2 separate regions of the Homo sapiens genome follow, and region 1 is linked to region 2. A link is a contact called in ENCODE Hi-C or POLR2A ChIA-PET data. All regions are on one chromosome and are shown on one strand. Each heading gives the region's core, a stretch centred on a gene start or an enhancer-like site at or near the end of the contact. The rest is flanking DNA. Distances are from core to core; before and after follow the strand shown.

Evidence for each region. Hi-C counts contacts between places; a loop is a spot of excess contacts on that map. ChIA-PET counts read pairs that join two places held with the same protein, here RNA polymerase II (POLR2A). Pooled maps may share reads with other maps.
Region 1: a loop to region 2 is called in a pooled map, with 5 times the contacts of the local background. The contact joins the promoter of HCG14 here to the promoter of H4C11 in region 2. A Hi-C loop is called at or near these places in 2 of 168 maps with a recorded cell type or tissue (naive thymus-derived CD4-positive, alpha-beta T cell and natural killer cell) and 13 of 50 pooled maps. POLR2A ChIA-PET finds 5 or more read pairs at or near these places in 15 of 52 experiments (A549, CD4-positive, alpha-beta T cell, CD4-positive, alpha-beta memory T cell and 11 more).

What each region holds. Positions count from the first base shown.
Region 1 is chr6:28,894,900-28,898,837 of GRCh38, forward strand. HCG14 (HLA complex group 14) reads left to right here and starts at 1,631. Exons shown (of 2, transcript NR_104117.1): 1 at 1,631-1,831; 2 at 2,212-2,421. TRL-CAA1-1 (tRNA-Leu (anticodon CAA) 1-1) reads right to left here and starts at 1,429; the gene lies at 1,324-1,429. RefSeq lists enhancers at 36-672, 1,308-1,943 and a silencer at 734-897.
Region 2 is chr6:27,822,496-27,826,165 of GRCh38, forward strand. H4C11 (H4 clustered histone 11) reads left to right here and starts at 1,597. Exons shown (of 1, transcript NM_021968.4): 1 at 1,597-1,985. The coding sequence starts at 1,630. The coding sequence ends at 1,941. RefSeq lists enhancers at 1,317-1,456, 1,750-2,391, 3,034-3,670.

The DNA of each region.
Region 1 (3,938 bases), core at 381-2,880, 1.1 Mb after region 2:
TAGCTGGGACTACAAGCACCCACCACCACACCCGGCTAATTTTTTGTATTTTTTAATATTTTTAGTAGAGACGGGGTTTCACTGTGTTAGCCAAGATGGTCTCAATCTCCTGACCTCGTGATCCGCCCGCCTCGGCCTCCCAAAGTGCTGGGATTACAGGCCTGAGCCACTGCACCCGGCCAGCAATATTTCTTCTGTAAAAGAAAAGAATAAGTGTTCCACATGGAAAGAACCCAAGATATATTAAGTGAAAAATGTCATAGCATGACTACATTTCTGTTAAAAAAAAAAAACAAAATGTTATATATATATGCGAATGCAGAGAAAAAAGAAATGTAAAAAATACAATAAATTTTTCACGGTGATTACATTTGCGAGAGGAACGTACAGCTTTCATATTTCATTCAATGGTTAAAATGGTACTCAATTTTGACTGACAAAACGGTAATGATCAGATGCCAAAACGAGTGTGAATGTGCATAATTTACGAAAGACATTTTTGAGAACTGGTTACATGAGTTTTGAAAATAGGAGAGCAGAGGACCTGTGTAAGATTTTTAAAGAGACTGCACTGTCACGAGCCACAGCGTTGTGAGATTGGTAGGAAAGTGCTCCAGGAAATATCTAGGGGAGGGCTTGGATCTGAGACACAGAGTGTGAGCCTGGTCGAGAAGCGGGAAAAGAACCCGCCCAGAGCCCCTTCTCTCCATTCCCTCGGCGAGGCAGGAAGCTATCTGCGTTCCGAATCCCGCGACATCAGGATTATCTCGCACTGCAGCACAGAGACCAATCGCTAGTAACCTCTGCCTTTAATTAGGCGTTTTTTGGCCCAAATCTCGCGGCTTCGTAAAAATATCGCGATGCTTCCGCTTTTAATGTTTTTAGTTTGGACAAGCCCTTTGAGATAAATTTAAAAGCCAATTCTTTTTTTTTTTTTTTTTTTTTGAGACGGAGTGTCGCTCTGTCCCCAGGCTGGAGTGCAGTGGCGCGATCTTGGCTCACTGCACGCTCCGCCTCCCGGGTTCACGCCATTCTCCTGCCTCATTCCCGAGTAGCTGGGACTACAGGCGCCCGCCACCACGCCCAGCTATTTTTTTTGTATTTTTAGTAGAGACGAGGTTTCACCGTGTTAGCCAGAATGGTCTCGATCTCCTGACCTCGTGATCCACCCGTCTCGGCCTCCCAAAGTGCTAGGATTACAGGCGTGAGCCACCGCGCCCGGTACCTAAAAGCCGATTCTTAAAAATATACGTTGGTAATTGTTTATGCCTACTGCTGAGATCAGGATATCTCTAAAGTAAGGAGAGGAAAAAGAAAAGTATGTGTCAGAAGTGGGATTCGAACCCACGCCTCCATTGGAGACCAGAATCCCCACCGCGGAGGAAGCTTAGCTTGAGTCTGGCGCCTTAGACCACTCGGCCATCCTGACACACTGCATAACAGCCCTGATTTTTGCACTAAAATAGAGATCAACAAGCAATGATTCTGTGTCGTGCACGCACGCAGAAACGCGATGACGTCAGGGTTGCTTGGTAACAGAAGGGCAGAAAGCCACTTGTGGATTGAAAAAGCAAAAGGGTTCGCAGGACTAGAAAATGTTTCTGCATAAAACTGGATCAAGTCTCTTACGGGCCTTATAACTGTTATCGCCATCTCGAAAAACGTGTGCGGGTTTTTTTTTTTTTTTTTTTTGCTCCCAGCCTGCCCAGATTTCAGGAAGGAAAGAAGATCTTTTGCTTCTTCGGTCGCTGGGTCGGCTCTCCAGTGTCTGATGTTTACTGAAATCTTGATCGTGGTTAGCCTCCCCCAGGACTTCATTGTTTGGAAGATGGTGAGGAACAAAACAAAACCCTAACAAAAGACCCCGGTTCTATAGGAAGGTCCCCTTTTAGCCCCTCTATTTTGGTTCCATTTGTCACTGCCTTGCCACTCGTCGAAGTTTGTCTTGGGCTCTAAAAGTGGTAGCCGGGAACGGCTGGGAAGGTCTCCACAGGGACCACCACATGGGCAAGGCTGGTGTCCGCGCCGAGGGATCGGCGATCCCAGGTCCGGGGAAACTCCGCGAGCGACGCGCTCGCCCGCGGCCTTCCTTGTCGCTCTCGGATGTTCCCGATTAATGGGCTCCAAGTGACCACTGCCAGGTCGGGGAACACAGCGGTAGTTTTTAAGGGGAGTGCACCACATCGCCTGATCCACTTTTCTGTTTCTCAGCCTTCGCCAAGCAATCTGAGCTCCAGGCCGGGAAGCCCCAAGGTCACAAATTTTAATGGAGCCCTGAAACTAAACAGAAATCATCCCTCCCACTAGAACAAGAGCCCCTAGAGGCCAGCGACACCGCTAAAATAACATGTGTAGACCAATGCCGTCCAGGTAACAGTGCCTGGCAAACACGGTAGAGGTTCAATAAATACATTTTAACTCAACCGTCTTAACTCTTGTATTTGGGGCTGTGAGGTTCAGATAGAGGAAATATAAAGTTGGATATTTTAATTAGATTTTGTCCTAATAGCTTACTTTTTGTATTTGTTAATATAAAAAAAATTTCCTTTTTGTAAGGCAAAGTTAGGTCTCTTTTCTGCATGGAGAAATAACTGAGTTTCAGTAGGCTCTATCTTAATTTCCACAGACTTCCTTGGTTTCATATCCTATTTTTGATAGAGAGAAAATTAGTAGTGAGAAGTACAGTGAACACTGGTTCCCCAGTCTCCCTCCAATACATGAGATTTGTATATTTTCTTTCGATTGGAAGGAAATTGTCCAGGAAGTGATTCCCAACATGGCAACTGTAATCTTACCCTAACTATAATTATTTTTTTCTAATTGCAAAGTACACACAAATTGTAGAACATACAAACATGTCAAAAATTAAAATCATCCATAATCTCACTAGTCAGAGGTAACTATTAACATTTTTATATATTTAGTCTTTCATATGGTATACATTTTCCAAAAATGGTCATGTGTAGTAAATAATTTGCTAACTTGCTTTCTAAATGAATATATTATGAATATATACTTGCTAAGTACTATATTTTGCATAAATCTTAATTCCTGCACATATTCCATATCAAAGTGGTATTCTTGAAAACTGGATTATTTCTAATTTTTTATTTTCATCAGCAATGCTGTAAAAACTATCCTTACATAAATATTTTCAAACATCCACGATTATTTCCTTAAATTTCTAAAAGTGAAACCATTACATCAAATTTTTTTTTTTTTTTTTTTTTTTTGAGACGGAGTCTCGCTCTGTCACCCAGGGTGGAGTGCAGTAGCACGACTTGGCTCACTGCAACTTCCACCTCTCGGGTTCACACCATTCTCTTGCCTCAGCCTCCCGAGTAGCTGGGACTATAGGCGCCCGTCACGACGCCCGGCTAATTTTTGTATTTTTAGTAGAGACGGGGTTTCACTATGTTGGTCAGGCTGGTCTCGAACTCCTGACCTCTTGATCCGCCCGCCTCAGCCTCCCAAAGTGCTGGGATTACAGGCGTGAGCCACCGCGCCCGGCCTACATCAATGTTTATCCAGTTTTTGTTTGTTTGTTTTGACGGAGTTTTGCTCTGTTGCCCAGGCTGGAGTGCAGTGGCATGATCTTAGCTCACAGCAACCTATCTCCCAGGTTCAAGTGATTCTCGTCTCAGCCTCCCGAGTAGCTGGAACTACACGCATGAGCCATCACACTCAGCTAATTTTTTTTTGTATTTTTAGTAGAAACAGGGTTTCACCATGTTGGTCAGGCTGGTCTCAAACTCCTGACCTCAAATGATGTGCCCGCCTCGGCCTCCCAAAGTGCTGGGATTACAGGCGTGACCCACCGCTCCTGGCACATTTTAATAGGTAACAAATGATATAGCGCCCCCCCTTTTTTTTCTGATTTGATTATTAGTGAGGTCCAATATTCATGTTTAAAGGATTTTTATACTCCTTCCTCAGTA
Region 2 (3,670 bases), core at 347-2,846:
TTTCGGCTCAATGTAAGCGCCGCTTCCCAGGTTCAAGAGATTCTCCTGCCTCACCCTCCTGAGTAGCTAATATTACAGGTATGTGACACCACGCCCAGTTAATTTTTGTATTTTTAGTAAAGACGGGGTTTCACCATGTTGGCCAGGTTGGTCTCGAAGTCCTGACTTTAAGTGACCTGCCTGCCTCAGCCTCCCTAAGTGCTGGGATTACAGGCATGAGCCAGCGCGCCCGGCCTAAACAAGCTTATATTAAAGATGACAATTTATTACTTATAAACAAATCAATAAATCTTGCTGGGTAACTAGTTCATTAACTCAAGACTCAATCAACAAAACTAAAAGTAAATTCTGAATGTAACATAGAATTTAAAAACCATAATACTCAATGCTGGTAAACATACACAGCAGTTACTGCTGGCAAAAGTGAATGGAATAAAACTTTTGAGGAAAATGTAGTAACAGTTATCAAAATACCTTAAAATCTGCATCCTTTGTGACAAAGCGCTTCAATTCTACATTTTCCTCAGGAAGTAAATTTTGTACAGTTCTCCTTTAAATTAGGAAAAGAAAATTAGCACATTATTGCTAAGTACTAGAAATACTGTGAAAGTGGACCTAGAAAATTCTTATGATGGAATATTAAGCAGATATAAATTACTGCTTTTAAAATTTTTCCTAATGTGAATTTTCTAAGCTTTTAACCGTGAACATAGATTCCCTTTGGCAAACCACCTTGATTAAATTATAGACAGAATAGAATTTTGGTAATAGTTCCGAGTATGTATAATGTTAAAGGTGGTACTTAATCCGCAGGGAAAAGATGAATTATTTAAAAAATCTGGTTGATTAATAAATTCCTAGGGAATTGGTTAACACTGTAGCAGGCAGAATTCAGGAGAAGAAATAATAAAGACATTAAAATCACTTTTGTAAACTTTTTAAATAAGGGAAATTGATTAAAACAACGCGAAGTTGTAAAATGCCATATACTGCATACATTTTGTGGGAAAAAATGTGCATTTATCTGCTCACCAAATTATCTTATTAGCTAGCAGTAGAGCTCTTTGTGTGATGGGAAGATGGGATAACAGGCTGTTGTTACTGTACTGGTTTTTTTTTTTAATATATTTAAAAAAAAGAGTGTCTCCTAAAGTGTAAGCGCTATCATGCTGGACTAATGTTTTAATTTAATTTAATTGTTGTCTTGGTAGAGATGGGGTCTCGCTATTTTGCTCACGCAGATCTCAAACTCCTGACGCCCAGGTACACTCCCATCTCGGCCTCCTAAAATGGTGGGATCACAGACGTCAGCCACCGAGCCCGGTCACTTTTTTGTATTCCCCACAGTATTGATGTATATCTTCTGCGTTCAAAAGCAATTTTTTAAAGCCTCATAACGTGGTAACAGAATACTTTGCACATTACAAAATTCAGAACACGGAAACAAGAAGCTCGCTTTTTTTTCCCCCCTATTTCGGTTTGGCCCTTTAGATTTCCCCTCCCCCACCGGGGCGGGACTTCCCGCCGACTTCTTTCAGGTTCTCAGTTCGGTCCGCCAACTGTCGTATAAAGGCGCTGCCTCAGGCCAGAGGCCTCACAAAGCGTTGGGTGAGACTCCTCTTGCTCGTCATGTCTGGCCGCGGCAAAGGCGGGAAGGGTCTTGGCAAAGGCGGCGCTAAGCGCCACCGTAAAGTACTGCGCGACAATATCCAGGGCATCACCAAGCCGGCCATCCGGCGCCTTGCTCGCCGCGGCGGCGTGAAGCGCATCTCCGGCCTCATCTACGAGGAGACTCGCGGGGTGCTGAAGGTGTTCCTGGAGAACGTGATCCGGGACGCCGTGACCTATACAGAGCACGCCAAGCGCAAGACGGTCACCGCCATGGATGTGGTCTACGCGCTCAAGCGCCAGGGCCGCACCCTCTACGGTTTCGGTGGTTGAGCGTCCCTTTCTATCAATAAAAGGCCCTTTTCAGGGCCACCCTACTTTCTCAGCTGAAGAGTGGTAACACTGAGGAGTGGTTTTGGTAGGTACGGAATTTTGCTTGGTTCTGAGTCAGTTCTGGGGGGAACAGTTTTTTGAACACAGCGGCACACGTGTGGCCATTCACCCGGGGTCACTGTAGGCAGGACTAATTACGAGATGTAATGTCTAAACTTGCTCAAAATTCGTAAGCTTGTTTACGTAATGGAGAAAATACTCGTACACAGAATGTGCAGTACCAGAAACGTTTATGTAACCCCCGTAGTGAGCTTGACAGTGGTAATCGGAAATCGTTTTTGAAAAGCCTCCAAATCCACAAGTATTTGTGGGTTTTTTTTGTTTCGTCTTTGTCTGCGAGTTGGAGTGCAGCGGCGCGATCTCGGCTCACTGCAACTTCCGCCTCCTGGGTTCAAGCGATTCTCCTGCCTCAGCCTGCCGAGTAGCTGGGATTACAGTTTTGCGCCACTACACCCAGCTAATTTTTGTATTAGTAGAGATGGGGTTTCACTATGTTGGCCAGGATGGTCTCGATCTCCTGACCTCGCGATCCGCCCGCCTTGGCCTCTCAAAGTGCGACCTCTTAAAGAATTTTAAGATAATTTTTTACTTTCCTCCACCCTCATTAAGGTATGACAACTTACATGTACAATCTGATCTGACATATATTCATTGTGTAATGATTACATCGAGCTTAACATCCACCTCACTTTCTGTGGTGAGAACATTTAAGGCCTATCAGCAATTTTCCAGTATCAAGTACATTAACTATTATCACCATGCTTTAAAGTAGATCTCCAGTATTTATACCTCCCGAGTCCCATTGTTACCTCCATCCTTGTTCTCTGGCAATGACAATTTTACTCAGTTCAACATTTTTAGATTCCTCATGTAAGTGAGATCACGCAGTTTTTGTTTTTCTGTGCCTAGTTTGTTTTACTTTGCATAATGGTCTCCAGTTTCATCTATAAGAAATGACAAGATTTATTTTAAGGCTGAGTAGTATTTCATTGTATATATGCCCCATTTTCCTTATCCATTCATCTGGCATTGGACACTTGATTTGAGTTTAAATTCATAAATGGAATCTAGTGAGTAAAAGCTATTTTTTGTTTTCTTTTTGGTGAGGTTCAGTCACTTATTGTTATGATGATGAAAATGATGGATGTGTCATTGGTGACATCAAAAGATCTGGAAGGACAATAATAGTCGCATTGATTCAGTTGAAGCAAAAGTACAAAACTCTGTAGTCCAAGTAATTACCACAAAGGAATTGTAATCATACTTTTTTTTTAATTTGAATTTTTGTTAAGGGAAAAAAATTGTATTTTACATGAAAAACAATTATTTATTTATTTATTTATTTATTTTATTGATCATTCTTGGGTGTTTCTCACAGAGGGGGATTTGGCAGGGTCATAGGACAATAGTGGAGGGAAGGTCAGCAGATAAACAAGTGAACAAAGGTCTCTGGTTTTCCTAGGCAGAGGACCCTGCGGCCTTCCGCAGCGTTTGTGTCCCTGGGTACTTGAGATTGGGGAGTGGTGATAGGCGGTGATAGGTGAGATAGGCGGTTTTTCCCCATCTCAGTAGATGGAACGTACAATCGGGTTTTATACCGAGACATTCCATTGCCCAGGGACGGACAGGAGACAGTTGCCTTGCTCTTGTCTCAACTGCAAGAGGCATG